Regions from separate parts of the Homo sapiens genome. Here all the other regions are linked to region 3. A link is a loop called in an ENCODE intact Hi-C map of the cell type or tissue named here. Cell type or tissue: Caco-2. All regions are shown on one strand. Each heading gives the region's core, and the rest is flanking DNA. Links, peaks and the distances in the headings are about the cores only. Region 1 has its middle 57 kb from the start of REXO2. Region 2 overlaps NNMT (nicotinamide N-methyltransferase). Region 3 has its middle 85 kb from the start of NXPE2.

What was found. A loop is a pair of places that touch in the nucleus more often than their neighbours do. Peaks named below come from ENCODE experiments on the same cell type or tissue, not always from the same donor. Only the 100,000 strongest peaks of a DNase experiment are listed, where the experiment ranks them.
Region 1: a loop joins it to region 3, with 25 times the contacts of the local background. A loop is called at or near these places in 2 of 110 quality-filtered maps.
Region 2: a loop joins it to region 3, with 16 times the contacts of the local background. A loop is called at or near these places in 2 of 110 quality-filtered maps.

Annotation. Positions count from the first base shown.
Region 1 is chr11:114,491,430-114,502,229 of GRCh38, forward strand. It overlaps a transcript of NXPE2 not described here. Among named protein-coding and RNA genes, the nearest start is that of REXO2, 57 kb to the left of the region's middle. In Caco-2, for the core only: a CTCF peak has its summit at 5,651 (motif pointing right); a DNase peak (open chromatin) is centred at 4,602.
Region 2 is chr11:114,312,984-114,323,783 of GRCh38, forward strand. NNMT (nicotinamide N-methyltransferase) reads left to right here. Exons shown (of 3, transcript NM_006169.3): 3 at 1-553. Among named protein-coding and RNA genes, the nearest start is that of NNMT, 22 kb to the left of the region's middle. In Caco-2, for the core only: a CTCF peak has its summit at 4,895; DNase peaks (open chromatin) are centred at 3,078 and 4,938.
Region 3 is chr11:114,758,437-114,769,236 of GRCh38, forward strand. It overlaps a transcript of NXPE2 not described here. Among named protein-coding and RNA genes, the nearest start is that of NXPE2, 85 kb to the left of the region's middle. In Caco-2, for the core only: a CTCF peak has its summit at 4,196 (motif pointing left); a DNase peak (open chromatin) is centred at 4,185; H3K27me3 peaks cover 134 bases.

The DNA.
Region 1 (10,800 bases), core at 1,338-9,337, 270 kb before region 3:
AGAGAAATGCAAATCAAAACCACAATGAGATACCATCTCACACCAGTTAGAATGGCGATCATTAAAAAGTCAGGAAACAACAGGTGCTGGAGAGGATGTGGAGAAATAGGAACACTTTTACGTTGTTGGTGGGACTGTAAACTTGTTCCACCATTGTGGAAGTCAGTGTGGCGATTCCTCAGGGATCTAGAACTAGAAATACCATGTGACCCAGCCATCCCATTACTGGGTATATACCCAAAGGATTATAAATCATGCTGCTATAAAGACACATGCACACGTGTGTTTATTGAGGCACTAATCACAATAGCAAAGACTTGGAACCAACCCAAATGTCCAACAATGATAGACTGGATTAAGAAAATGTGGCACAGATACACCATGGAATACTATGCAGCCATAAAAAATGAAGAGTTCATGTCCTTTGTAGGGACATGGATGAAGCTGGAAACCATCATTCTGAGCAAACTATTGCAAGGACAAAAAACCAAACACCGCATATTCTCACTCATAGGTGGGAATTGAACAATGAGAACACATGGACACAGGAAGGGGAACATCACGCTCTGGGGACTGTTGTGTGGTCGGGGGAGGGGGGACGGATAGCATTAGGAGATATACCTAATGCTAAATGATGAGTTAATGGGTGCAGCACACCAACATGGCACATGTATACATATGTAACAAACCTGCACATTGTGCACATGTACCCTAAAATTTAAAGTATAATAATAATAAAATAAATAAAATAAAAACATCAACTTTCCATTTTGTTGATATTTTGTATTTTTTGTTTGAATTTTATTTCTGCTCTGATCTTTATTATTTAAGAGCATATTGTTTAATTTTCGTGTATTTGTATAGTTTCCAAAAATCCCTCTTGTTATCGATTTGTAGTTTTATTCCATTGTTTTCAGAAAGATACTTGATATAATTTCAGTTTTAAAAAAGTCTTTAAAGGCTTTTTTGTGGCCTAACATATGGTCCATCCTTGAGAATTATCCAGGTGCTGAGAAGAATGTGTTTTCTGTAGGCATTGGATGAAATGTTCTCTAAATATCTGTTAGGTCAACTTGATCTGTAGTGCAGATTAAGTCCAATGTTTCTTTTTCTTTTTTTTTTTTTTTGACACGGAGTCTTGCTCCATCGCCCAGGCTGGAGTGCAGTGGCACGATCTCGGCTCACTGCAAGCTCCGCGTCCTGGGTTCACGCCATTCTCCTGACTCAGCCTCCCAAGTAGCTGGGACTACAGGCACCCGCCAGCATGCCTGGCTAATTTTTTTGTATTTTTAGTAGAGACGGGGTTTCACAGTGTTAGCCAGGATGGTCTCAATTTCTTGACCTCGTGATCCGCCTGCCTTGGCCTCCCAAAGTGCTGGGATTACAGGCATGAGCCACTGCACCCAGCCTAAGTCCAATGTTTCTTTGTTGATTTTCTGTCTGGATGATCTGTCCAATGCTGAAATTGGGGTGTTAAATTTTCCAATTATTATTGTATTGGAGTTTTTGTTCTCTTTAGCTCTAATAATATTTGTTTTACATATCTGGGTGCTCCAATGTTGAGTACATATATATTCACAATTGTTATATCCTCTTTCTGAATTGACCATTTTATTATTATATAATGCCCTTCTTTGTCTCTTTTTATAGTTTTTGTCTTGAAATCTATTTTATTTGATATAAGTATAGCTACTCCTGCTATACTTAAAAACTTTTTTGGTTTCCATTAGCATGAAATGTCTTTTTCCATCCCTGTATTTTCAGTCTATGTATGTCTTATGGTGAAGTATGTTTCTTGTAGGCAACAGATTATTTTGTCTTTTTGTTTTTATCCTTTCAGCCACTCTGTTACTTTTGATTGAAGAGTTTAGTTCATTTACATTCAATGTTATTATTGATAAGCAAGGGCTTACTCCTGCCATTTTGTTATTTGTTTTCTGGTTACTTTCTGGTCTTCTCTTCCTTCTTTCCCGTCTTCATGTCTTCCTTTTAGTGAAGGTGATTTTCTCAGGTGGTATGTTTTAACTTCTTGCTTTTTATTTTGTGTAACTGTTGTATGTTTTTTGATTTGTTACTGTGAGGTTTTCAAATAATATCTTATAACCCATCATTTTGAACCGATGACAACTTAACACTGATTGTGCAAACAACAAAATAACAAGCCAAGAGTAAACTAATGTGAACACTACACTTTATCTTCTTGCTTTTTAACTTTTTGTTTTTATTTATACTGTATACTATGTCTTGAAAAGTTGTAGTTATTATTTTTTATTTGTTCATCATTTAGTCTTTCTACTCATGATATAGTTTATACACTACAATTACGGTGTTATAATATTCTGTATTTTTCTGTGTTTTTACTATTATTAATGAATACCTTCACATGATTTTATATTGCTCATTTACCCCCTTTTTTTTCCAGACTGAAGAACTCCCTTTATCATTTCTTATAGAAAAGGTCTGGTATTGATGAAATCCTTCAGCTTTTGTTTGGGAAAGTCTTAGTTTCTCCTTCATATTTGAAGGATTTTTTTGCTGGATATACTATTCTATGGTAAAAGTTTTTTCCTTCAGCACTGAATATGTTATGCCACTCACTCTTGGCCTGTAAGGTTTCCACTGAGAAGTCTGCTGCCAGACATATTAGAGCTCCATAATATGTTACTTGTTTCTTTTCTCTTGCTGCTTTTAGGATCATTTTTAAATCCTTGACCTTTGGGGGTTTGATTATTAAATGCGTTGAGGTCGTCTTCTTTGGATTAAATCTGCGTGATATCTTATATCCTTTTTGTACTTGAATATTGATATATTCCCTAGGTTTGGGAAGTTCTTTGTTGTTATCTCTTTGAATAAACTTTCTACCCCTATCTCGTTATCCACCTCCTCTTTAAGGCTAATACCTCTTAGATTTGCTCTTTTGAGACTCTAGATGTTGTAGGCTTACTTTCTTCTTTTTTATTCTTTTTTTTCTTTTGTCTCCCTGGCTGTGTATTTTCAAATAGCCTGTATTCAAACTCACTAATTCTTTCTTCTCCTTGATCATTTTGCTACTAAGAGACTATGATGCATTCTTCAATAGACCAATTGCCTTTTTCAGCTTCAGAATTTCTGCTAGATTCTTTTTAATTATTTCAATCTCTTTGTTCAATGTATCTGATATGATTCTGACTTTCTTCTCTGTTATCCTGGATTTTGTTGAGCTTCCTTAAAACAGCTGTTTTGAATTCTCTGTCTGAAAGGTCGCGTATCTCTTCCTCTCTGGGATTTGTTACTGGTGTATTTAGTTTATTTAGGAAGTTAATGTTTTCCTGAATGTTCTTGACGCATGTGGATGTTCTTCAGTGTCTGGGCATTGAAGAGTTAGGTATTTATTGTAGTCTTCATGGTCTGGGCTTGTGTGCACCTGTCCTTCTTGGGAAGGCTTTCCAGGTGCTCGGAGGGACTTGTGTGTTGTGATGTAAGTCTTTGGTCACTGCAACCATACTGGCTTTAGGGCACACCCTAAACCCAGTAATACTGTGGCTCTTGCAGACTCAGAGGTACCACCTTGGTGGTTTTGGGTGAGATCTGGGAGAATTCTCTGGATTGCCAGGCAGACATTTTTGTTCTCTTCCTTTACTTTCACCCAAGCGAACAAAAGTCTCTGTCTTTATGCTGAGTTGCCTGGAGCTGGGGGAGGAGTGACACAAGCACCTCTGTGGCCACCACCAGTGGGACGGTGCTGGATCAGACCTGAAACCAGCACAGCACTGGGTCTCACCCAAGGCCTGCAGTGACCACTGCCTGGCTACTGCCTATGTTCGCTCAAGGTTCAAGAGCTTCTACAGTCAGCAGGTGGGAAATCCAGCCAGGCTTACGTCCTTCCTCACAGGGCAGTGAGTTCTCTCTGGCTGCTGGTGGGTCCAGAGATGCCATTCAGGGGCCCGGGCCTATAGTTGAGAACCTTAGTGCTCTGTTCTACTGTGGCTGAACTGGACCCAAACCACAAGACAAAAGTTTTCTCCACTCTTTCCTCAAGCAGAAGGGTCTCTCCTCATGGCCGCCCCTACCCCAGGAGCCCACTTGGTGCTCTGCCCCACTGTAACCAAGTTGGTACCCAAGCTGCAAAACAAAGTCCCCTTTACTCTTCCTTCTTTCCTCAAGCAGAAGCAGTATCTTCCTATAGCCACCACAGCTGAGAATGTGCTGGGTCACACCTGCAGCCAGCATGGCTCTGAGTCTCACCCAAGGCCTGAAGTGAGTACTGCCTGACTACTATTAGCTTATTCAGGGCCTAAGGGCTCTTTAGTTAGTAGACGATGAATTTCACCAGGACTAGGTCTTTCACTTTAACGCAAGGGGTTCCCTTATTCCCCAGGGTGTGTTTAGAAATGTCTGGGAGCTGGGATCTGGACTGGGGGCTGTAGGATTCTGCCTGGTGCCCTATCCTACTGTGGCTCATCTGGTTTCCAAGTTGCAAGACAAAGTCCTCTTTACTTGTCTCTGTCCTCTCCTTGAGCGCAGGAAATAAGTCTCTCCTGGAGCTGCAAGCTGCACTGCTTGGGGTTGGGAGACAGATGACACAAGCACTCTCCTGGCCATAGCAGCTGGTATCTCACTTGGTCATGTGCACCCCAAGTCAGCTGACTCCAAGCCCAGCATAGCACCAGGACTTGCCCAGGAGTTGCAATCCCTTTGGCCTAGATTGCCTTTCAAATTAATTTAGGACCCCACCCCAGAGCTTTTTAGCCCATGGTGGTGGGTCTTGCTGGAACTCAGGTCCTTATTTCTGGGATGGACAACTTGCCTCTCATTAGGGCTGGTCTAAATGCTCCCTCTGTGGGTGCCAGCTGAGTTCTGTCCCATGTTGCTTTCCAGGGCAGGACTTAGTTTCAATGCTATGTCCCACAATCACTGTGCTCTCCCTTCCCAAGTGCACAGATTTTCCCTCTATGCCATGCCACTGCTGCTGGGGAAGGGGTGGCATAGGCAATTCAAGACTGTCTTTCCTACCCTCTTCAGTTTCTCTTTCCTTAATATGATGTTAAAACCAGGTACTGTGATATCCCTCATCTGATTTTTGGTTCTTTAGGTTCTTTATTGTATGGATAGTTGTTCAATTTGTTGTTTCTGCAGTGGGGAGGATCACAGGAGGCTTCCATTTGGCCATTTGGTTCCACCTCCTCAACATTTTGTTTTGTTTTGTTTTTTAATCATAGAAGTAGTTGTTATATATAATTGGTTCTGATTCTTGATTTTCTATCCCTATTACAATACCCAATTACTCTAATATGCGTGTCTTTATAGTACATTTTGATAGTCACCTGCTGTGTAATGTTTTGATGAACAACAGACCACATATATGATGGTGGTCTCTTAAGATTATAATGGAGCTGAAAAATTCCTATTGCCTAGTGATGTAGTAGCTGTCGTAACATTGTAGTGTAATGTTACTTACGTCTTTGTGCTGATGCTGGTGTAAACAAACCTGTGCTACCAGTCATATAAAAGTATAACATACACAATTATGTATAGTACATTATTGATAATGATAATAAACGATTATGTTACTGGTTTATGTATTTACTATATGATACTTTTTATTGTTATTTCAGAGTGTACTTTTTCTACTTATTAAAACAGCCTCAGGCAGGTCCTGCAGGAGGTATTCCAGAAGAGGGCGTTGTTATTATAGGAGATGACCCCCCCATGTTACTGCTGCTGTGCACCTCACTGTCAGACAGGATGTGAAGGTGGAAGACAGTGATATTGATGATCCTGACCCTGTGTAGGCCTAGAGTAATGTGTGTGTTTGTGTCTTAATTTTTAGCAAAATTTAAAAAGAAAAATAATTTAAAATTAGAAGAAAGCTTATAAAGATATAAAGAAAAAAGTGTTTTCGTACAGCAAGTGCAAATGTTTATAAACTTTATAATAGTGTGTATAATGTCCTAGGCCTTCGCATTTACTCACCACTCACTGACTCAGTCAGAGCAACTTCCAGTCCTGCAAGCTCCATTTATGGTAAGTACCCTATACAGGTGTACCATTGTTTATCTTTTATACTATATTTTAACCGTACTTTTTCTATGTTTAGATATGTTTAAATACACAAATATTTATCATTGTGTTACAGTTGCCTACAGTATTCAATACGATAAATGCTGTACAGGTTTGTAGCCTAGGAGCAATAGGCAATATCATATAGCCTAGGTGTGTGGTAGGCTATGCCATCTAGGTTTGTGTAAGAACACTCTTGTACAACAACAACATTGCTTGATGCATTTCTCAGAATATATCCTTGTTATTAAGCAATGCATAACTGTATTTGGTAAAATACAGAGATATTCCACATATTTTATTATGCTATTAAGCATCGTTTAAAATAATTTATGTCAGTTATAACTTGTTTATTCTTTCACATGAACATTGAAATCATTGAGTTTACTTCTTAAGCATTTCATTGGTATCTTCATTTAAATTGCCTTATGTTTATGTTATAAAACATACTAATAAACAGGTTTTCTTTTTTGGGCCTCAGTGAAGTTTGGTAGTTTTCATTATATAAGATGTTTTGCATTTCTTGTTAGGATGTTTCTTATGTATTGCATGTTTCTGATTATTGTTAAAGATGGAACTTTTTTCCTGTTAAATTTCTTAAGTGATTACTGTTGAGATCTATGTATATCTATTTTCTGTATCGATGTCAATATCTATATCTATATTGCTGATTTTTGTATCTTCTTAAACTAATTATCTTACTGACTTCTACTAGTACATTTTCATTTTGTTTACTCTGGTTTTTCCGTATAGAGAAGAATCACTTGAAAATAGAGACACATTTATCCCCATTTAACAATAATTTATTGTATATTTTAAAATAACTGAACAAATGGAATTGGAATGTTTCTAACACAAAAAAATGATAAATACTTGAGGTGATAGAGATCCCAATTATCCTGATTTGATCATTAGACATTGTATGCTTGTATCAGTATATCACATGTACTACATAAATGTGTGTAACTATTATGTATCTGTAATAATTAATAAAAAACCATCAATTAAAAAATTATTGTCCTTCATTACATTGGCTATAACTTACAGAAAAATGCAAAAGAGTAATGAGCACACTGCTCTTCTTCCTGAATTTAATGAGAGTGCACTCTGTATTTTATCATTAACCATAATATTGGCTATCAATATGCAATAACTATTCTCTATTAGATTAAGGAAGTTTTCTTCTATTTTCAGGCAGCTTTTGTATTTATTTTAATATTGCTTTCATTTTAATTATTTTTAATCTTTGCAATTATTGAAATAATTATTTTTAATCTTCAGAGGTATTGATGTGACTAATTAATTGACTGGTGTTTTTAACATGCTAGTGGATTAGCATGTTATTTATATTAATAGTGAGATTAGTTTGTGATTTCCTTTTTTGTGCTGTATTTATGTGTGGGCTTTGGTATTAGAGTATTGGTGGTTTGAGAAAATGAATTGGAAGTGTGCCATCTTTTTCTCTGCTCTGGAACAATTTAAATTGCATGTTAATTGTCTTTCCTTGAAGCTTCAATAGGACTCACTTGTAAAATTGTCTGGATATGATACAGCTTTTGGAGTTATTTCTTAGGCAAAAATTTCAACTTCTCCCATGGTTATTGATATCCAGATGAACTGTTTTCTCAAGTCATTTAAGTTTATGTGTTTTTAGAAAATCACACGTCTCATCCTTATTTTCAGGATTTTTAGCTTAGATTACTGTGTTTAAATTTCTTACACCATTATAACATACTTCTATATCTGTGAATAAAGCCTAATTCTTGCTTTTAATGTTTTGAATGTGTTTTCTGTTGTTTAAATCTGCAAGAGGCTTGTCCATTTTATTGATATTTGCAAAGACATTAGCTCTTGGATGTATTTATCAAATCTATTTTTATTTTCTAATAATTTCTCTTGATCTCTTAGGTTTTTCTCATCTTGTTTTTTGCCATTTTTAAAATTCATTTTCATTTTCTATTTTTAAAAATGAATATATTTAAGGCTATAAAATTTCTTCTGAAAATATTTGTCTCCATATCAATTTTGATTTGTAGATTTTGCTGCATTTATAGATTTAATAGCCTGTAACTGCATTTTTAAGCTTTTGTAACAAGTATAATTTACAAGCAAGAAAATACGTATCTTAAGGGTACAATTAGATGAATTTTTTAATGAAGTAAAATTTATACAGAGTGAAATGCACATATGTTAATTGTGCAGTTTGGTGAGTTTTGACAAATACGTATGTCTGTGTAACCAACACACCACCCAAGACACAGAACGCTTTCACTACCCCAAATGTTCTCTCATGTCACCTTCCAGTCAGTTCCAACTCCTCATGGACAATTGCTGCTGATTTCTGTCCCTACTGATTCATTTCATTGATTGTTGGGCTTTGTGTATATGAAATCTTACAGTATGTGCTCTTTTGTGTCTGGCTTCTTTCCCTCAGCAAAGTGATTTTGAGGTTAATCCATTGTGTTGCTTATATCAGCAGTTCATTCTTTTTTTTTTTTAATTGCTGAGTAGCATTCCATGGTATGACTATACCACAATTTGTTATCCTGTCTCTAGATGAACTTTTGGGTTGTTTCCAGTTTTTTGGCTATTATGCATAAAGTTGCTATAGGAATTCCTTTAAAAATCTTTCTGTGGACATGTTTTTATTTTTTGGGGGTGCATATTTAGTGGAATTTCTGGGCCAAGGGGTATGGTTAATTTTATCAGAAACTGACAAACTGTTTTCTAGTCTTTGTACCATATATATATTCCATACAGAAATGCATGAGACTTCCAGTTATTCCACATCAGTATTAATAATTGATATTGTCAGTCTTTTAAGTTTTAGCAACTTTATTGGGTACAAAGTAGCATATCATGTGTTTTTAATTTGTATTTGCTTGATGGATAATGATATTGAACATCTTTTTGCGTACTTATTGGCCATTCATATACTTTTGTATGATGAAAGGTTAGTTCAGTCCTTTTGTTCAGACAACCCATTAAAAAAATGGGTTGTCTGTTTTCTTTGTTATTTGAGTTGTAAGTGTTCTCCACATATTCTGGATATAAGTTGTCAGATTTACGTATTGTAATATTTTCTTCTAGTCTGTGATTTATCTTTTTTACAGTGTCTTTTGAAGAATAGAAGATCTTAGTTTTAATGCAGTTCATTTTTATCACTTTTTCTTCTATGGTTATTGCTTTTTGTGTTTTACTTAAGAAATCCTTACTTACCTAAATATTGTAAATTTGTTTTCTTCTTGCAGCTTTATAGTTTTGTGCTTGATCCCATCATTCATCCCAAATTAATTTTTATATTTGGTATGAAGTGGTATGAATTGGTATGAAGGAGAGGTCAGGGTTCATTATTTTTTCTCCCATTTGGATATCCAGTTGTTCCAACACCATTTGTAGAAAAGACTGTCCATTCCTTATGGAATTATTTTGGTGACTTTGTTGAAAATCAGTTGAGTGTGTTTTGTGGGTCTTTTTCTGGACTTTCTATTCTGTTTCTATACTTGCAGTTTGAAGCTTCTGTATTTGATACTCTCTTTGACCCCTGAATTATTTAGGAATATGCTGACATCTTTAACGACAACTCTAACTTATGACACAGAAAACCATTATTTTAGGGCCATGTCAGCAATGACGCCAAATAGTTATTCACCTGGGTAGGAATGTCCATCCTTTAAAGTAGTTCTGAAACCTAGCAGTATACTTGGGGAGTTTTTTTAAAACAATGCAGATTTTGGAACGCCACCCCAGACCTAATTTTCACTGTAGAAACTGGATAGTTTCTGTTTTTAGAAAGCTCTTCCAGGTGATTCTGAGACATCCAGTCAATTTGGAAGCCATTGCTCTAAGCACTACCCCTTACAGCAAAAAGCTGTTACTCTCTAAGCCCTCAGTGGATTCAAAGCTTTTCATTATTTCAGTGTACAGAATCAACCCTCAAGAAAGGGGAAGAGATAATTAGCCTGTTTTTCTCTCAAGCATTGAAATCACCACAAATCTCAGGTTATCTTTGAATGACCTTTTGACTTGAGAGAATATAATATTTATGGTTATTGTAGTATATTTAAGGTATTTTACAAGTTACAAAAACCATTGAATTCTGAATGACTGTTCTGCTGTTCAAATATAGTGACTTAAAAATTCATGGAGGAATCTTTGGGACTATGAAAGTCAGTGTCTTACTTATTTCAGGGCTAATGGATCAGAAAAGCTCCAAGAAGGCCAAGAGAGCTGTCAAATGAAGTGCACTGTAGCTCAAGATCAGAGAGAAGGGCTTTGGAGGTAAGAAGGGCTTTGGAAGAGACTTAGTATCTCAACGTATCAGTGAGAACATTAGAATGAATGCTGGTACTTTTTCCTGAGACAGAGAACAATAAAAGAAGTCCAGGGTTTGGCTGGAAAGAACATGAACTTGATGTGGGACATTTTGCTTTGGGAAATCTCTGTGCTGTCAAAAGTAGGTGCCAAGTAGTCCCTTGTGAAAAATCTTCTTTCACATTATTTGTCTAAGACAGTGTTTCCTAACCATTGCACTATTGACATTTTGGGCTGAAAAACTCTTTGTTGTGGGAAGCTGTCTTGTGCATTGTAACACGTTTAGCAGCATCTCTGGTCTCTACCCACTAAATGCCAGTTAGCACTCCTCCTAACTGTGACACATACAAGTGTCACATACTTGACACATACAAGAAATATGTGACCATTTTATATCTCTTGGGTGTTCTGTACTGTGCCTAGGTGTAGATTTACTTCTCTTTATGC
Region 2 (10,800 bases), core at 1,765-9,764, 440 kb before region 3:
CAGAGAACAGCTGTCCAGCATTTCTGTTCATCCCAGCAATCCAAAAAAAAATTTTTTTAAGCTACAAAGATCACTCCATTTTCAAATTCAGACTCTGCCACTTATTAGCTGTTTCTCATTAGGCAAGTTATATAACCTTGCAGTGCCTCACTTTCCTCATCTATAAAATGAGATTAAAATAGTCTTTTTATTAAGAGAATTAAAGTGAATTGTGGCCAGGCACTGTGGCTCATGCCTGTAATCCCAGCGCTTTGGGAGGCTGAGGCAGACAGATTGCTTGAGCTCAGAAGTTCGAGACTGGCCTGGGGAACATGCAAAAACCCTGTCTGTATTAAAAATACAAAAAAATTAGCTAGGTGTGGCGGCATATGCCTGTGGTCCCAGCTACTCAGGAGGCTGAAGTGGGAGGATGGCTTGAGCCCGGGAGGCGGAGGTTGCAATGAACTGAGATCGCACCACTGTGTTCCAGACAGAGTGCGATGCTGTCTCGAAAAAAGTAAAATAATAAATAAATAATAAATAAAATAAAATAAAGTGAATTGTTACATGTAAAGGACCTAGAATATTGCATGGTGCTTGATAAACATTCAGTAAATGTTAGTTACAATCATTATTATTATACGCATCATCGTTAATATTAGTTGCCAAAGCAGCTGAGAAAAGATGGCTTATTCTCCAATCAGGAGAGAGGATTCCTGTTCTCGGCTACAGGCACTGGACTCTTTACTGGCATTGCCTTTGAGAGAGGCTGTGATACAACTCAGTTTCTATACCACATGCTGCCAATTCCTTTTTGATTTAAGAAATCTCTAGCAAACATTTAGCACTCTCCAAGCATCTTTCTTTCATGCACCAGGCACAAGAATGAAAATGAAATCCCAGTGTCAGCTGACTCAACAGCCCTCATCTTCATAGTCCCAGAAACACCCTAAGTGCTCCCAGGTCCTTCCAAGGGCAGTAGTGTACCTGCACCAGCAGTCCCTACCCAGAATCTCCCTGTTGAGGCTCTCCTGCTCAGGCTGTGATGCTGGGGCCCCTGAGCCCAGCCTGAGGATGCTGGAAAGGGACCAATATGCCCTCTTTTGAGAAGGATACTGCCCATGCCTAACACTCTGCTTTAGATGCCTCAGAGCCATCCTGGTTTCCTCCCAGAGTGGTAAGAAACACTTTTCATTTATTCCAGGGATTGGTAAACTTTTCCTGTCAAGGCCCAGATAGCAAATATTTCTGGCTTTGTGGGTTATACAGTCTTAATTGCAGCTACTCAACTCTGCAGTTGTAGCAGAAGCAGCTATAGACAGTATGTAACAAATGTGCGTGTTTGTGTTCCAATAAAACTTTATTTATAAAAACAGATGGATGGATAGATTAGGCCCAAGGGTTGTAGTTTGTAGACCCCTGATCTAGACCCTTAAGTAGCCTTGTTTGTGCCTGAAGTTTACAGATGATCCCCAACTTATTTTTATTTTATTTTTTTGAGATGGAGTCTCTCTCTGGAGCCCAGGTTGGAGTACAGTGGCAAGATCTTGGCTCACTGCAACCTCCACATTCCGGGTTCAAGTAATTCTCCCGCCTCAGCTTCCTGAGTAGCTGGGATTACAGGCGTGTGCCACCATGCCCAGCTAATTTTTGTATTTTGTATGTTAGCCATGTTGGCAAGGCTGGCCTCAACCTCCTGACCTCAAGTGATCTGCCCACCTCAGCCTCCCAAAGTGCTGGGATTACAGGAGTGAGCCACCATGCCCGAACCCCAACTTATGTTTGACTTACAATGTTTGGACTTTATGATGGTGCAAATGTTATATGCATTCAGTAGAAACTGTACTTCAAATTTTGAATTTTGATCTTTTATTTTTATTGTTACAAAATTGGCTTTGTGTTTGATGATGTTGCCCAGTTTTTGGCTAATGAAAGAGTTCTGAGCATATTTAAGGTAGGCTAGGCTAAACTATGATGTTTGATACATTAGGTGCATTAAATTTATTTTGGACTTATGATATTCTCAACTTATGATGGGTTATTGGGCTGTTACCTCATCATCTGCCGAGGACCATCTGTATACATTTTCTTGTGAACAGTCTGGTCAGTTTCTTCTTATAGGAGCTCAAGGCAAGTCCAAGGGGCTGGACAAAAAATAGGCAGAATATGGTTTCTTCTGTGCTCCATCCCTGCTGTAGCACTCTCTTTCTTGCTCAATCTCCCAATCAAAACTCCTCCTTCCAAATGGCATGAACCCAGGAGGCAGAGCTTGCAGTGAGCCGAGATCGCACCACAACACTCCAGCCTGGGCTTGGGTGACAAAGCGAGACTCCATCTCAAAAAAAAAACAAAACAAAAAAAAAGAAACTCCTCCTTCCTCCCCTAGTTTGAAGCATTCAATAAATACAAACAGAAAATCAGAAAACAAGGGTGGTGGGGGATGGCAGATGAAGTGTTACCTACACTAATATTTCTCAAACTGCAAGTTGCCATTCATCAATGTATCATAAAATCAATTTGGTGCACCAAATCCACATTTTAAAAATGAATAGAGAATAAACTAGAAAACAGAATCTCAGATATTAGCACTGCATGTGGTATATTATTTTGGGAAATTTCGTTTCCATTTTACAGACATCTGTCTATCTGCACACATGTGCATATTTGTTACTGGATCATGATATAACATGCATTTGTTACTCTAGTTTGTGATTTTTAAAACGTTTGAAAGCCACTGGGCTGTTCTTTGGGCTCTGGGACTCTGCTCTGATAACCAACATTTTTCTTTCCCACGGAGATGAAAGACATAGCCCCTGTTCTTAAAGAACTGCAAGTCATGGGGAGAAATCGACATGCAAACAGTTAAGACACAGCAAGACAAGGGCTCTGAGATGTGTAAGCACAGGGTGCTAAGGGGGAGGATGGGAAGAAAGGTGGCATTTGCTCTGGGCCTTGCAGACTGAATAGGGGTGTGTTTGGCAACCGAGAGGAAAAGGGCAGTCTAGGGAACAACGTGTACGAAGACATGAAATGACTCCTCCTCCTGGTAGCAGCCTCCTCACAGGTCTGTTCTCCGACGGAAGCCGGGACCTAAGTAAATATTTGGCTTCTGGTTTTTCATTTGCTTTCCTTGAAATCAAACAGACCGACCAAGTCATGAGCAAACAAGGACTAGGGTCATTCTGGTCCTAACTTGTAAATCTCTTTGACCGCTGACCCAGCTCCGGTTTTTTAAGGTCCTACTTTCTGGGGAAATGTTCAACAGTCTCACTTTAAGCAAACCTTTGTGATGCAGGAAGCTGCAAGTCTCTCTGTAACATCCTGGGGAGAGAGTGGGGAGAAGAAAGCTATTAAAAAGGTCGTTAACCCATTTGGTGTCATGCAGCTCAGTCTTCGTGATTCCCATCATCTGGCTGTCAAAAGTAATAAAAGATGTCCATGGTACAACTTACTAGGCTGAGCTTTAAAAGCTATAACTGCCCCCTCTAATTTTAGTCTCAGCCAACTCGGAGAATACGAGGCAACCAATAAATCTTATGGAGGCTCAGAGAACATGGAACAAACATAGGACTAAGGGACAGAAAACATGTGTGAATCTTAGCTTGATCACTTGATTGTTGTAAGAGCATCATTCCAGCTTTCTCAGGCTTGGGACCCTTCTGGAAAACAGGGATAATCATCATTTCTCAGGACTGCACTGAGATCAAGTGAGGTACCTGTGAAGGCATTTTGTAACCTGTTAAGTGACAAATATTAGATAACTCTGATAGTATTAACCCATTCTAGGACAGCCATTAAGCCACATGTTGCTGCATTCATGAACAGTTCCTTAGTAAGAAAATAAATCATTCTACCAAAAAGACATATGCACCCACATGTTCATCACAGCACTACTCACAGTAGCAAGAGATGGAATCCAGTAGGCACCTATCAATGGTGGATCGGATAAAGGAAATGTGGTACATTTATACCATGGAATACTATATGGCCATAAAAAATGAAATCATGTCCTTTGCACCAACATGGATGCAGCTGGAGGTCATTCTCCTCAGTGCAGTAGCCAGAAACAGAAAGCCAAATACCACATGTTCTCATGTATAAGTAGAAGCTAAACATGGGGTCAACATGGACACAAAGATGGGAACAATAGACAGTGGGGACTACAAAAGGGGGGACGAGGGAGAGGGGCAAAGGTTGAAAAACTACCTATTGTACTGTGATCACTACCCGGGTGATGGGTTCAATCACACCCCAAACCTCAGCATCACACGATATATCCATTTAAAAAGCCTGCACATATATCCCCTGAATCTAAAATTAAAATTGAAAGAAAAAAAAATCTTAACACTGAAAAAACTTTCTTAATGAACTGAGTATGGCCTTCAAAACCTGTCTTGCATATGCTTTCTATGCAAGTCAGCACCATAGGCACCTTGAATCCAGAGCCTTCTTCATAGTTGCTTATTCATTCAGAAGATGTTTCTTGCATCCCTGTTATGTGCTAGGCATTGGGCCTGAGATGAGGATCCTACAGTGAAGATGACGCAGTCTCTGGCCTCGTGGGACTTATTTTCCTGCAAGGAAGACCAGAAAGAAATGCACTCTGACACAGCCTGAGCAGAAATGCTAGATTTTTTTTTTGGTACTCAAGTCAGCTAGGCAGGACCTTTTGCCCACCCAAATGAGACAAACCAGGCCCTTCTTACAGCTGTACCTTCTCATGTATAGATCAGCTTCACTCAAAAAAAAATGTTGAGCTAGGATTATGTGTTTAAGGAACATTATCACAAAGAAAAACACCATTGTGAGTAAAGTCACTGAAGCTTTCTGTTTCATATCTTCCAATGAAAGCAGGGATTTAAACTTTCTGAGTCTAGCCCTCTCGTCTCCCTTGCTGGCCAGTTTCACACTGAAAGGAGATGCTTTCCTTGGCCTTTCAAACGCTTTCCTTGGCCCTCTGAGCGCCAGCAGAGGGTGCACGTGGCTCTTGTTGAAGCCCTTCATTCCTGAATTTGACCATTTACACATGAAGGAATTTAAATTGAGTTAAACCTTCCCAAACAAGACGCTTCTCTGCAGTGTCTCCTTTTTCACAGTCTACTTATGAGGCTGCTAGGAAAAGAGAAAGAGGAATTCAGCATATTTTTCTTTAACAAAAAATATGGATAATTATTTTTATGGATACACACATTTAAAAATTTCCCTTTTAGGTCTATACACAAAATGCAAATTTTAATAAACTGTAAAGAGGATCTTGGCCAGAATAGCATGAGAAATGATAACTATTAGATTATGCAGTTAACTCACCATCACCTTCTATTTGCTGTTTATTCAAAGAAGAGAAAGAAGGTTTTTGTGCTTTTTCAAACCCTAGTTTTTTAATATTTAGAAAATGAAGAAGTCTTTCTATGGCTGTGGTTGCCGGCCAAACCTCTATGCTTATCACTTTAATTTGTACTTTAATAGTGTCTGATGAATTCAGGGGAAGGGTTGAGGTTGAATTTCAAACTCTCAACAACTAATTGTGAGTTATTATTGCCTTTGTTTGGACTTCAATATTGAAAGCCAGGAAGTAGTTTCTTTCCTGGTAGGTTATTGTCTCTCTTCCTTTCAGAGAAAAGCTTTTGAATGTTTAAACAGAAGAGGAGTTAAAGAATTGTAAACACCAGTTAGGCTGCTCTTCAGAAAGATCTGTAATAGCGACCAGGTGCAGTGGCTCACCCGTGTAATCCCAGCACTTTGGGAGGCCGTGGTGGGTGGATCATTTGAGGTCAGGTGTTGGAGACCAGCCTGACCAACATGGTGAAACCCTGTCTCTACTAAAAATACAAAAAAATTAGCTGGGCGTGGTGGTGCATGCCTGTTATCCCAGCTACTTGGGAGGCTGAGGCAGGAAAACTGCTTGAACCCAGGAGATGGAGGTTGCAGCGAGCCAAGATCACACCACTGTACTCCAGCCTGGGAGACAGAGCAAGACTCTGTCTCAAAAGGAAAAAAAAAAAAAGCATCAGTAATAACAACTCACTTTGAAGCCTTCCACCTAAGCGACTGGTATTTTTCTTAAGAGCAGGTATGTAAACACTTCATTTGCATGAGGAGGAGAAAGAGGTTTCTAGAAAGGGGAGGGTAAGCAGTTAGTTTATTGCTCCTTTACCTCTCAAGGGTCCATTTCTGGCCCCTTCTCACTGCTGTCTAATATTTGTTAAATGCTATAGAAATCCCAGTCGTTGGTCAGGCACAGTGGCTCAGCACTTTGGGAAGCCATGGCAGGAGGATCACTTGAATCCAGGAGTTCGAGACCAGCCTGGGCAACAGAGCAAGAACCCGTCTCTACAAAAATATTTAAAAAAAAAAAAAAAGAAAGAAACCTCATTTGTTTAATATGACCTTTGCCCTTGCAGAATTTATAATCTTGCTTGTGAGTTAACATTTACAAAATTACCAATCAAATCCTTTTATTTTAGAGGTGAAGATATGGAGACTCTAAGGGGGCAAGGAGCTTTGCCTTTCTGTGCCTTAGTCTACTGTAAATTGAAAAGTTGAATTACATATCTGTGAAGTCCAGTGTTTTATGATTTATGAATTAGAGAACAATGCTTGTTAAAATAGAGTTCTAACTAAAGGACCACTTGGGTTAATCCCATCCTTTAAGATTCAAGTGAAATTGGCTCAAACCCCGTCCTTCATACAGCCCATAATTTCCTCTCGTCTTGCAGGGAACTGTCGGGGGCAGTGATTTGTATTTCTCCTGGTGACCCCTGGAGTGGACCTTCCACTCGGTCTGTGTTCCAGTGTGTGAATCACTCACTCCTAGCATGGGCTGATTCTTCTCTGCAGCACATGACCCCTAACCAGACCCATCCTGATCCCTTCATTTGCTAAAATTCCCCTGGCCCTCAAATATATAAGTAGCAGCCTTTGCTAAAGCCTCAAGACAACAGAAGGGGTTCATGCTTAGGACCCTATCAACTTAAAATACTTGGCATCCTTGCTGTTAATCTCATGGGGAATTTCTCAGTGACTCAACTTCTTCAGTTGACCCTGGCCATGTTGCTCTGGCATCTGTCCTCCCTTCTCTGGTCCCCAGCCCACTCCTCTTGGGCTGTTTGCCTCCCCTCCTGAATTCCTGTACTGATCTCTTATTTCACTTGCTTCTTCAAGTCGAGACCACACCCCTGGGGCTTCACTTCCTTGAAGCCTTCAAGGTGTTTTCTTTGAAAGGAACTTAAGTGCCCGTATTTAAAATTAGAAATTTCTCCCCCTTTACCTAATCAAGGGCTCGGGCTCTGAGCTTGCTAGCCTCCAAGGCAAAGAGGAGAAGTATCGGTTACAAGCTTCACTGTTCATCAGTGCAAAACAATGCTGTTCAATGCAAGCACGACTTTCCCCTGAAAACTCACTCACAGTTCATGATGATAGGGGCATAGTGTGTGTATCACTCTCTCCTACCTGCCTCTACTGTGCTGTACCTGGCTTCGCTCAGTTACTGATTGTAACTTCATGTTTCCCAAGTCTGAATCCTTTAGAAGAGCATTATGAAATCCTGTATGCAAAAAGCATTTATTGAGTGCCAGAAATGAGTCCGACTGTTATATAGAGAGGAACCCAAGACAGATGTGGTCCCTGACTTCCTGGAGCCCACAGTTAAGATGGGCCCAGATAAGCTCTAATATGGAATGCCACGTAGATGCAAAAACACAGGAGAGTCGAGTCTAGTCATGAAAGGTTGGCAAAGGTGTCCTGGAGGAGGCGGTGTCTAAAATGAATAAGATTTATCTGAGAAAAAGGGAAGAAAGCAAGTTCTAGACAGAGAGAAGAGCATGTACGGGAATGCCCAGCGGTGAGAGGGATGGTACACAGGATTGGTGACCCTCATAGATGCTGCGGTGCTACACCTGGGCCCCCTTCTCCAGGTCAGCACACCCAGCCCCCAGCTGCTCCAAGTGGAGTGTTGCTGCTCACAGCTCACAGCTCACAGCTGCTCCTTCTCAGGAGAACTGCTCTTAGCTAATCAGAGCCACCTCCTCAATAAATGTACTCAATACATGTTTTTTTGCATGCAGGATTTCACAGTGCTCTTCTAAAGGATTTAAACTTGAAAAACATCAAGTAACAGTCAGTAATTGAGCAAAGCCAAGTACAGCAGAGTAGAGGCAGGTAGGTGAGAGTGATAGACACAGTAAGTTACAGGCACCGTCCCCTCCCTCACCCATAGCCATGACTGACTGATAGGGGGATTCAAAAGCCTTGTCCCCCTCCTGCACTGGGGGACATTCATCAATGCAGTTTCTGTTTCTGCACCTCTTCCCTTGTGGATCGGGCCAAGATTGGACTTTTCCTGAGACCACATCCCTGATTGGCTCCTTCTCCCTCTCTAACCAGTTCTCCCTAAAGAGCACTCCCTCAATGAATTACATGTTCCCAAATCCCTATCTTGGACTCTGGAGCAGCTGTGAGCTGTGAGCTGTGAGTAGCAACACTCCACTTGGAACCCTGGCTGAGACAATGACAAAGGAAAAAAGTTGAGATTGAAGTTTGGACCCATGCACTAGGTCCAAATTTGAGCCCCAACCATGAACAGGTTAAGGCTTTACTAACTTAAATTACGACCATTTTCAGTGAAAATTCTTACGTGATGCATCCATTTAAATTGGATTATTAGGAATACAGTAAATTAAACTTAACTCTGACTTACTCCAGCCTCCTAAATTGTAAATAAGGACTCCAAGGCCCAATAAATCATGACATTCAGGTAAAACCTCAGTCTCTTTACAAAGAGGGAATAGTAATCCATGTTCTCTCTGCTTTATCAGTGTACAGCTAGCATAAAACGTTCCCCAAGAGACGACTGGGCACGGTGCCACATGCCTGTAGTCCCAGAAGTTTGGGAGGCTGAAGCAGGAGGATCGCTTGAGCCCAAGAGTTTGAAACCAGCCCAGGCTGTTAACAGGGTGCGACCCCATCTCTAAGAAAAAGAGAGAGAGAGAGGATCTAATGTTCTTTGACCTTCTGGGATATGAGGACAGAAATGCCCTGAATCACAACTTCCAAAATTCCAAATTCTGGAAATGCAAACTCCTCATACCAAGTAAAAATAGTCCACTCTCTGGTGCTGATTCACTCTCTTATGAGTCTGACTTGCATAAGTGAGTAACCAGACCAGCCACAGATGTAATAAAAAGTCATGTTTCTTAACCTACAAGACCAGACGCTGAAATAAGACACTGATGTTTTCTGAGACTTAACCTGCACTAGTCAAATGTTTTCATCCCTCTCTTTAATTTCCTAGAGATCAGGGTAAATGACCTCCCATAGCGGGGCATGATGGGAGCTGGAACTTGAAGGGTGACTAGAAATAACTCCAGTAAGACCCACTGGGAGGCAAAGAAGCAGAACGCCTCCCCACAAATGCAAGGTGCTTTTTAGTTCCTTGCTCCCAGGCAGTAAGTATAATCCATGAATTAAAGATAATTAGTGTCCTTTTAGAAAATGCAACTGTAATTGTAGACATTTAAGTGTACTTTGTGCATTTGAGAAGAATTGATTGTTTCACAGTTCAAAAAAGACCCTGCTGGCTGGAGGGCAAACTCAGCACCCTTAGCAACTTTATAATCATTAGAAGAGTGGGGCTCGAGGAAACCTGGATCTCAGGGAACAGTACAGTCCCCATAGTGGAGAATGGAACATTTAACCTTTAACATAATGGAAAACCCCACTAATTCCTAGGCTAGGGGAGCTAAATTCCCAATTCTCCCGAGGTGAACTTGTTTGTTTCCCTCTGTTTGGGCTCAGAGGCACCTACTAAGTGTCAGGCACTAAGTACTAGGGAGAGAAACAGTAAATTGGACACACGTGGTTCCTGCCCTTTCCAAGTTTATGGTCGATTGCCAAGTGCTAGGGACTGTTTGTGTCCCTCCAAATTCATATATATTCATAAATTCATAACCCTATTACCTCCCAAAGTCTCCCCTTCTAGTCCCCAGTGTGATGGTATTAGGGGGTGGGGACTTTGGGAGGTAACTGGGTTATGAAGGTGGGGCCCACATAAATGCGATTAGTGCTCTTACAGAAGGAGACACAGGAGCTTGCTCTTGTGCTCAGCTCTGTGCCATGTGAGGACATATGGGGAAGAGGGTCATCTGCAAACCAGGAAGAGGACTTTCGACAGGCACCAGATCTGCTGGGACCTTGATCTCAGACTTCCCAGGCTCCAGAACTCTAAGAAATAACTCTGTGGTTTAAACCACACAGTCTATGGTGTTATATTAGAGCAGCTGGAACTGACTACCACAGCAAAGATGGACAATAAAATCAAGCAAAACAATTCAGTATGAAAAGGGTCATATAGAAACACATGTAGGTATGATTTCCTGGAGAAAGCGAGTTTCAAGCTGAGAACTAGAGGATGAAGAATTAGCAAGGTGCATGTTGCAGGTAAGGGTTGGGAGAGGGGGATCTATATTCCAGACAAAATGCAACAAAGACTTGGGGACAAGAGAGAGCATGGCTCATTTGAAGACACGAAGGAAGTTCCATGTGGCTGGTCTACAGAGGCTAGTGAGGAGATGACTGGCTACAGGTGGACTAAAGAGAGAAACAAAAGCTGAGTGAGAAAGACTGAAGCTGTTTGTACTTAATTCCAAGCACAATGAAAGGCCCTTGAAGGTGGTTAAGGAGAGATGTAACAAATTCTGGCCTTGAGAAACAGAGACCTCTATTGTCCTTCAATAGTTTCAGGGAGGGAACACATAGCTTCTTTGGGTTGCTTATTCTAACGGTTAACTGAAAGAAAATGTTTTTTAAAAAACATTTTTTTAAACT
Region 3 (10,800 bases), core at 905-8,904:
AAGCAGGATACATTCTTTGACAAATATGAGTGAACTCATTGAGATATGTTGATAGACTAGTTTGATCACAGGAGGAGACTGGGATATATGGCGATTTTTCACAAAGAGCAGAGAGCATTTGTCACACCTAAGTTCTAGTCCTAATTCTGTCACTGATGAATGGTCAAGAGCTTGGGCTTTGGAGATCTGGGCTAGAATCAGAGGAGAATCAGAGGAGAAAACTTAATTCAGCACCCTTCACTTGCATAGATTCCTTCTAAGGCTCTGAGAGGGACCCTAGCAGTGTGTGTACATAATCATATAGTTTAGTAAAATATATATTTATGTAATATATTTTCATATTTGTATTTATTTACATATTTATATTTTATATATAATTTATATTTTCTATATATATTTTCTATATACATAAATATATAACACATTTAATATTTTTAAAATATAAACGTATATAAATTTATATATTTTTACTATATGTGTACATATAAAAACGGCAATTAGTAAGACTGAAGGCTCTTTCTACCCCCAATTTTACCCCAATTTCTGTTTTAATCATCCAAAGAAACACATGTGCATGTGCTCACATCCTACACTCACACCCACACTCCACAGCACACACACACGTGCGCAAACACACACGCACATGCGTACACATGCGCACACACACACACTCTCTCTCTGTCTCTTTCTCTCTCTCTCTCCTTTTTAATTGTCAGCTAGGATTCCAGCTGATTGCTCAATTTCACCCACACAGAAGTCTTGGGCTGTTGCCACTCCAGCCAGTTAACCCACGGAGGTCCTCGGAGCCTCCTTTAGGGCTCAGGAGCACAGACTTCAGACCCAGGCCATCTAGGTTTGAAATCTGTCTCTACCACCTTCTACTGTGAGCCCGTGGGGAAGCTGTTTCATGTCTCTGTACCTCAGTCTCTTATCTGTAAAATGGGGATAATAATAATATTCACCTCTGGGGTGTTGTGAAGATGAAATGAATTGACACATAAAAGACACATAAAATAAACCATGGTAAGATTTATTACATCCTTTTAACTAACACCTTGTAAATGCTCATTGAGTGTTAGCTATTATTATTCTCCTTATTGCGTCAGTTTCTGCTGGAGTGTCAGAGATTGTATGTATCTTAAACTTTCTCCCAGTTATGTAGTATTTGTTTAATTAAACTATACGCTATAAAATGAGGAAAATTAGAATACCGAATAAGTTTTTCATAGAGTAAACTGTATTACATTTTAAAATCCTTTAGTCCTTTAGAGATTATGTTCTAATTTTTATATTTTATGTAATTTTGTCAGTGGTAGATAGTAATTTATCTTTAATTGCTTTATTTGTCAATGTACAAAAAAGATCTTGCCTTAAGAAAATTGTTTTTATTAGTTCATGAAATCCAAAATCCTAGGAATCACTGGTCCAGAAGATTTTAATTCTCCTTTCAATTCTCAAGTTCTGTGGACAAAAGTATTTTTCTAAGGGTCACTGCTTCAACAAGGTACTTGGGGTCTGGGGTCTATGCTTAACACAACCTTGCATGCATCTTCTTTTAACACCCTTGATTTTTTTTTTCATGGCGCTTCTAAATGCAGATGGAGAAAGACAACTCAGGCCTTTTTTCTCTGCACTCATTAGCATTGGGTGCTATGGTCTGAAGGTTTGTGTCTCCCTGCACATTCACATATTGAAACCTAATCGTCAATGTGATGGTGTTAGGAGGTGGCACTGTTGGGAGGTGATTTGGTCATGAGGGCAGAGCCCTCATAAATGGGATTAGTGCCCTTATCAAAGAGACCTTAGAGACCTTGCTGGCCTCTTTCACCACCAGAGGACACAGCAAAAGGGAACCATTGTCTATGAGGAACAGGCCTTCACCAGGTAAGAATATGTCGGTGCCCCAATCCTAGACTTCCCAGCTTCCAGAACCGGGAGAAATAAATTTCTGTTGTTTGTAAGCCATCTAGCCTATGATATTTTGTTATAGCCACCTGAATGGATTAAAACTTAGGGTTACAGGTAAAACAACAACAACAGCAAAAACTTATATATGAAGCTGCAGGGATTTTCCGCACTGCTCTGCCCACTGGTGTTAAGAGGGCAAATAAAGGAATTCAGAAGCTCCTTAAGTATTTATCCAAGACAAAGGGAGAGTCTGTGGACAGGGAAGAATCCAAAGTGCCTGTGAACAGCAAGGTGTTCAGTTCCAACAAAGGATTCTTGGCACCAGCACCTTCCTCCTGTCCCTCATATGTGAAAAGAGACTTTTCCCACTCCTTCTCCAAATGTAAAAAGAGAGCTGTTTAATAATCAAGACCATTTTAAGGCCAGGGACAATCAATTAATAACAACTCTTCCCTGAAATTTCAACCCCCCAAACACACATTTTAATCAAAAGAACAGCTTTCCACATCCCTCCTCTAATAGATCCTGGCCTCCATCCACCCACATTAATCACTCCAAGATGGCCTGAGAACTTATTTATTGTCACTGCCTAATCACTTTATTAAATGTCATTGCTTCTGATTATGAAGATGTGTTTTGTTTCTCATCCCCACCCATCTGTCTGAGGGGTCTGATTTGAAGGACACCTATTTTCTTGTCAAGTGCAGTTAGGGACTCCTACGGTGCATTGTCTTTGCATCCACACTAAGATCCCAGATACTTTGAAATGGAATGCATTTCTGCAAATGTGCTTTATTATCACAGAAGTCCTCAGAAAGGAGGCAAACTCAGCTCCTGACACCTACTGCCTTTCCTGCCTTTCTAGGTAGAGGTTGAAAATATGAAAACTAAGCTATTTGCAAACCAACATTTTGGGAAAGCAGGCAATTTTGTGGCCTTTATTAGGAGAGCAGTACGTTCAGCTATGAACTGAAAGAGAAAGCAATCCGTTATTTTCATAACTACCAGAACAAGAACCTACGATGGTGTTTTATTATTTGTCCACTGAGCCTGACATCCAGGGCACCCCACGATTCAGTCTGATGCAGACTTCCCAGCATCACACCCATGACTTCACTAGGGAAGCCTGTGTAAGTTAGAGGCAGGCCCTGGTTGTGATTTTCCAGCATGCTAAATGTCTTCATCCTTGCCCTTTTCCTTGTCCCTAGCCAAGCCTCTTTTTTTTTTTTTTTTTTTTTTTGAGACGGAGTCTCGCTCTGTCGCCCAGGCCGGACTGCGGACGGCAGTGGCGCAATCTCGGCTCACTACAAGCTCCGCCTCCCGGGTTCACGCCATTCTCCTGCCTCAGCCTCCCGAGTAGCTGGGACTACAGGCGCCCGCCACCGCGCCCGGCTAATTTTTTTGTATTTTTAGTAGAGACGGGGTTTCACCTTGTTAGCCAGGATGGTCTCGATCTCCTGACCTCATGATCCACCCGCCTCGGCCTCCCAAAGTGCTGGGATTACAGGCGTGAGCCACCGCGCCCGGCCGCCAAGCCTCTTTATGCTAAACTATTCACTTATTTAACTGAAAACTGATTTATTAAGTTTTTACATGTGCTGAGCTTTGGGGAATGGTAATGCATAAGATAAGGCCCGTGCCTTCAAGGTACTTAAGATCTCATGTGTGAAGACTAACGTGTAAACTCAGAAGTAAATGGACATTCCAGAGGGGGAAATACCTGCTCAGAGGGCATGGTAGCATAAAGGATGGAGTAGCCAGGTCTGTTTGGGGGCTCTGGAGGGAAAGGGCTTATAGAAGAGGTGACTCTTGAGGAAGATGAGCAGGTGCTTTCCAGGTGGATGGGGAGGAGGTTGCATGAGATGGGCCTGGGTTGGGAAGTGGCATGGGGTACCTATGCATGCTTGTCCCGGGGCTTGTCAGTGTAATGTGTGATGTGAGTGTGTATGTGTGTGTGGGAGTGTGCATGCGCAGGTTAGAACATGTTGTGTCTTTCACAGCCTGATATTTAGGAACATCCGTGCACATATCCGAGACAGTCTGTGAGGCAATGAGGCTTATTTAACATTCACTGTGGGACAAATAAGAGAAAATTAAAAGAGCAATTTTAGTAGGGAATAATTGTTTTCCATACACCATAATTACAACTGCTTGTAAATGCTGCTATCATAAACGAATCTGCTGTTTAGAGTTCTCCTAAATTCTCTTGGTAATGAACAGACGCTGAAGGAAAGGGACTTCAGCACTCCAGATGGGGAAGTTGGGCTTGCACTGACCCCTGGCGTCTGCCTTCCGCAGAGGCTTCTCCCTGCTGGCACATGACTAGAGAGCAGGCTGGGAAGATTCCCTGGACACCTTTGAAACAGAAGCCAGTCTTTAAATCTCAGCCTTCTCAGGCCTTCTGAGGTCATTTCCCAATATTTGTTTTCTATGATATTTCTCCTCTGCCTCAACAAATGGCACATTCAGAAGCTGCCAGTCAGAAACCCCACTGTCATTTGAGGTGCTTCCTTCCCTTCCCCTCCATTCTCACACCCCCAAGCCAGTGTCCATCAGTCACTGAGGCCTATTCATCGTGACTTCAACATCTACTGCTTGAAATTAGGACAACGTCATGGCTCTGGGATGCCACACCAGCCTCCTGACTGGTTTTCCTGCTTCAAATTTGTTGTCACTGGGGACATTCTACTTTTAGTTCACTACATTTATTCCTCAACTAGCCTTTGATATGCTGGGATTGCTGTTAATTGCTTCTATTAAGTAGCTTCATAAACTTGTCTGTGTCATATGGGCAATCTTCTATAAAATAAAATTATGGGGCAAGAATAGTGCTTTTCTATCTTTTTACTAGAAAGACTTCTACTATTTGTTCCCTCAGCACCCTGTCCTTTCCCCTTGTTTTGAAAAAATCCCTCTTCTAACAAACTCACTGATTAAAGTAAAATTAATTTTTTGTTCTTTTTTTCATAGAAGATACATTTAACTGCTAATTGGAGTATTTGGTTAGAGGATAACTGCTGTTATCATAAGGAGTTAATATAATTCTAGCCAAAAGCAAAACAAAACACCCTGATGTTTTATCTAGCCTGTGCAGCCTTATCATCAATAAATCTACACTTCCATTAGCTATTTTGAAATACTGAGAATAGCACATGACCTCACATTATAACTTTCAGATCCCCATGATATAAAGGGATCAACTGAAATAAATGATCACAAAAGTCACATCTGGCTCTGAGATTCTAGGTGTCTCAAGCATTCATATCTTAAATTCCCCTTAGCATTTCTAGAGTGAACCTAGCCCATTCCTCTTTAATTGCACCTGGTCCATAAATAAATATTCCATCACCAGTGCCAGCTCTAATTAATTAAAGTTGGGAGGAGTTGACCATGCTACTTGCAAATTGAGCATGTATGTGTAGAGAACTTAGAACAAATTAATTTCACATTGATTTAATGATTGATTATTTAATGCATGGTAATTAAACATTTTTGGTAGGGTATGAAGAGTCTAATTAGCATTACTTTTTACATTGCCAAATCATATTTCTAATTTTTCTTTATCAGTCCATTAACATCTGAAAAGTGTCATTTTTTCGTTTGATGCTATGCACCATTCATCTTGCTTTTCATCATCAACGTCATCATCACCACCATGTCATATTTACCAGTAATCTCAGGGAAAGGTCCCTGCTCTCCAAGCAAGTAGGTCACTTTATACCTAGTAACTCCTGTTTCCTCATGGTGCAAATATAGCTCATTAGAATCAGGCTACTCGAACTCTTCCCACCCTACCTTACTGCTTTCCTTCTTTACATATATGTATCAAATGCATCATGTGATCCTTGCTGAGATCATAAATGGGGGTTTGGGGATAGCTAGATGTAAATTTAAGGACAGTTGGGAATATTTTAATATAGAACTGTATGCAAGATAAAGTTATTGTGTTAATATTAAATTATTTGGGCATGATAGTAGTATTACAGTTCTAAAGGAAAGAGTCTTTGTTCTTAAAGATACATGCTGAAATTCTCAGAGTGAATTGACATGATGTCTGTTACTTACTTTCAAATAGTTTTCTTTAAAAAAAAAAAAAAGGAAAGAGAGGCTTCTGTGTGTGCGCCTCTACATACATTACATAAAGAAAGATAAAGCAAATGTGGCAAAATGTTACCAACTGATGAGTCTGGGTGAGGAGTCTATAGGTGGTCATTACACTAGTTTCTACACTTTTCTGTAGGTTTGAAAGTTTTCAGAACACATGTTGAGAAAAGTATGTTTTGAATCACTTGGATGTTACTCAGTTTTTATTTCATACCTCTTCTTTCCTTAAAACCCCAATCCCTCCCTTCTATACTAACCTCAGGAGGCAACTTTCTCCTTGTATTCAGTCAGGATGGGCTAAGTTATGATGCAATAACAATCTGAAAATATCAGTAACTTAAACCATCAAAAGTTTCTATCTCACTCATGCTACGTGGCCATTTCAGATCAGTGGGAGTTTAAAGCCATCTTTGTGAACATCTAATGTACCTCGTTCTCACCTCATAAAAGCTTTGTGTCTGAGTGGACTTTTTTCCATTATTTTCAAAGAAAGAGGTTTCTTTTCTCTCATTTAAAGATAACTGCTTCACGTGAACTCTGGACCCCTGCTCCTTCTGGGATTTTTCTTCCACAAGGTGTACCTCATTCCTCCATCTTTTACAACTTCAGCCTCCTTCTCTCCATGTGTTCCAATCTCTGTATCTCAGAAAGTCCTATCTTTGATCCTATTATAACTCCTAATTTCCTCTCTTCCTGTTTCCTGGTGAACTCTTTAAGCTGATGGCCTTTGCTAATGTCTCCACCTCTGACATCCCAATCTCATTTTTCATACAAGCTGACATTTGTTTCCAACAAATACAGACATACTTTTTTTATGGCACTTCACTTCATTGCACTTTGCAGATATTGTGTTTTTTACAAAATAAAAATTTGTGTCAATACTGTGTGTAGCAAGTCTACAGGTGCCATTTTTCCAACAGCACGTGCTCACTCCAAGTTTCTGTGTTGATATTTTTCAGCAATGAAGTATTTTTCAACTAAGATACATACATTTCTTAGATATAATGCTGTTGCACATTTAATAGACTACAGTATGGTATAAACATAACTTTTGTATATACTGGGAAACCAAAAAAAAGTGTAAGTTGCTTTATTGTGATTTTTTTGTTTTATTGGGATGGTCTGGAACAAAATCCACAATATCTCTGAGGTATACCTACAACCATTTTAGCTCTCCACTCCATTATCCTTGATCTCTGCAGTATGGCACTATTGATCATTCCCTCACTCTTGATATTCATTCCTACTTTCATCTGTGTATACCTGATTTGGGGGGTTCTCCTCCTATCCTCTGAGATTACACTTTATCTGTCTTCCTTAATGCTTTGTTTCTCTCCTGCCTTCTTACTTGTGAGGATTCTCCAAGGACTTTTCTTTAGTGCTTCTCCTTGGGCCTCTCTGCCCAATTCTTCTGAGAGCTGACTGTCACCTACAGTACATCTCTCCAGCCCTGGCCTTGTCCTTGCTATTTTAACCTCACCATCACCACTGCTTATATGATTTTCCTGTTTGAGTGACTGGCCATCACCTCCAATGAACTCATTCAAACTTAAAATCATCACACTTCCTTTTTCCAAACACTTCATGTTTCTCCCTCAATACACCATGTTTCTTCCAGTTTCCTAGACTGATAGAATCTTATCGGATCTTCTGATATTTTATTCTTCTTCATTCCCCATTTTCATTTCTAATATTCCAAGGCTCTATGATTTTCCCTCAAATGAACCCTTTCCTTGTTCATCTTGCAATGCAGGCTGTTATGAACATAGCTTAGATCACAGAGAGCTCTGACTTGGGCTTTGTACTTCCTGTTCTTGATTCCCTCCAAGCTGCCCTTCCACCTGCTATAAATCAAAACTTCTTCCATGACAATCCCCTATTAGGAACCAGCTGACGGAAGCATCATAGCTAGACTCCCTAGCTTTGAATATAATTTGGCTTCATCCAACTACTCACTGACTCTACATCTACAGCCTTCCAGGTAAGCCATCCTAGTTTAATTCCAGCCTCTTTCTCTAGAAATGCTCTAATTCTTCTATTCTGGCTTTTTTCTTCCTCTTCACTCCTCTCCTTGCTTTATTCCCACACTTTCCCTTTTTCCTTCATTATTTTTCCCCAAGTTTTTCTTCCCTCTCCCTTCTCTGTTCCTTCTTTCCCCTTCATTCTTCTTGTCCTCTTTTCCTCTTTTTTTTCCTGCATTTCTTTAGCCTTTAAGACTTTATTCAGTTCCTACCTTCTCCATGAAAGTGCCTCTCAGTGTTCAGGTTCATGCTGAAGTTTTCCTCATCTCACTGTGACTAGAGTCAGTCTCAAACAGTCTGCTAGTGAATTATTTAATATATGTTATTCTTTTCTTTCCAATTAACTCATGATCTCTTTGAAGTGCTACATGGAAACTACTACAGTGCTGGGCACATGACTTTGGTCAGCAGAAACTTAGGAGTTGATTAGTTGATTTCTCCAAGATCTAATGAAAATTTTTAGTTGTGTTTTTTATTCTCTTACCCCAGGAAGAATTACACCTTGAAATTTCTGAAAAAAAAAATATTTTTTCCTCTTTAATTCCATATGGAGTAATTTGGTCCCAGAAAGAGCAGCTGGTGATATTAAAGTTCCAGGCCAACCCATTCCCTTGGAACATCTACATCTATATTATGACACAGTTAACTTATCCTATACTATAGAAATTGTTACATTGTTTTTATGCCTTTTCATACTTGCCATTCCCATAATTTCCATCTTTGCCTTTATACTTTATGAATAATAGCACTTTATAAATAATAGTGCTTTCATTTACATTAGCTCATTTAATCCCCTGCACAATTATTTTAGGGCTGATGATATCACTAGATTGATATTATCGTTATCCTGCAAAACTGACAGTGGAGCTCAAAGAACTTCCATTGGCTCAAGATCATACAAAAAAGAACTCAATCCTATTTTGTTTTTGTTAAATTGATTCAAAGCCCTTTGCTCCTTCCATCACTTGAAGTCCATTCTGATCCACATGCCCTTTCCCTGGGCTTGCAGTTTCCATTCGCCAAATAATTTATTGCATGGCAGTGTAATCCTTAATTTACAAATATGTCTATCCAATAGCAAAACTGTGAGTTTACTGAGAGTGGAGACCAGATTTTATTTTTTATTTTCAATGAATAGCAAATGACATGTTTAGTGAATGCCTGAATTAAGACATCAGTGAATAAATGAATGGGAGAGGATTATGACTTGTCCTGTCCACCTCATAGAGAACTTAGCACAGACTCCACACAGATGCTATGCTCTCCATGGTACATTGTACATGATTGTAAGAAAATCTAAAACTCCCTTTCTCTTAAATCTCCTTACCTATCCCCTTCTCCAATGTCCTCAAAAGCACACATTCCACTGATGTCTATGATGTAGTGTAGTGGTTACAGCTTAGACAGACTTGGGTTTACATCTTTCTTCTGCTGATTATTAGCTATCTGACGGGCTGTGAATAATCTCCTAAGCTTCAATGTTCTCATCTGTAAAGTGGACATAATAATAGTAAAAAATGATGGAGTGGTGAGAATTCAATGCCATAATTTATTTGAAGTCCCTAGCAAAGAACCTGGAACATTTAAGTCTTTAATCCATCTTGAGTTAATTTTTGTATAAGGTGTAAGGAAGGGGTCCAGTTTCAGTTTTCTGCATATGGCTAGCCAGTTTTCCCAACACCATTTATTAAATAGGGAATCCTTTCCCCATTTCTTGTTTTTGTCAGGTTTGTCAAAGATCCGATGGTTGTAGATATGTGGTGTTATTTCTGAGGCCTCTGTACTGTTCCATTGGTCTATATATCTGTTTTGGTACCAGTACCATGCTGTTTTGGTTACTGTGGCCTTGTAGTATAGTTTGAAGTCAGGTAGCAAGATGCCTCCAGCTTTGTTCTTTTTGTTTAGGATTGTCTTGGCTATACAGCTCTTGTTTGGTTCCATATGAAATTTAAAGTAGTTTTTTTCTAATTCTGTGAAGAAAGTCAATGGTTGCTTGATGGGGATAGCATTGAATCTATAAATTACTTTGGGCAATATGGCCATTTTCACAATATTAATTCTTCCTATCCATGAGCATAGAATGTTTTTCCATTTGTTTGTGTCCTCTCTTATTTCCTTGAGCAGTGGTGTGTGGTTCTCCTTGAAGAGGTTCTTCACATCCCTTGTAAGTTGTATTCCTAGGTATTTTATTCTCTTTGTAGCAATTGTGAATGGGAGTTCACTCATGATTTGGCTCTCTGTCTATTATTGGTGTATAGCAATGCTTGTGATTTTTGCGCAATGATTTTGTATCCTGAGACTTTGCTGAAGTTGCTTATCAGCTTAAGGAGATTTTGGGCTGAGACAATGGGGTTTTCTAAATATACAATCTAAAACCATAAAAACCCTAGAAAAAAATCTAGGCAATACCATTCAGGACATAGGCATGGGCAAAGACTTCATGACTAAAACACCAAAAGCAAGGGCAACAAAAGCCAAAACTGACAAATGGGATCTAATTAAACTAAAGAGCTTCTGCATAGCAAAAGAAACTATCATCAGAGTGAACAGGCAACCTACAGAACGGGAGAAAATTTTTGCAATCTATCCATCTGACAAAAGGCTAATATTCAGAATCTACTAAGAACTTAAACAAATTTGCAAGAAAAAAAAACAACCCCATCAAAAAGTGGATGAAGGATATGAATGGACACTTCTCAAAAGAAGACATTTATGTGACCAACAAACATATGAAAAAAAAAAGCTCATCACCATTGGTCATTAGAGA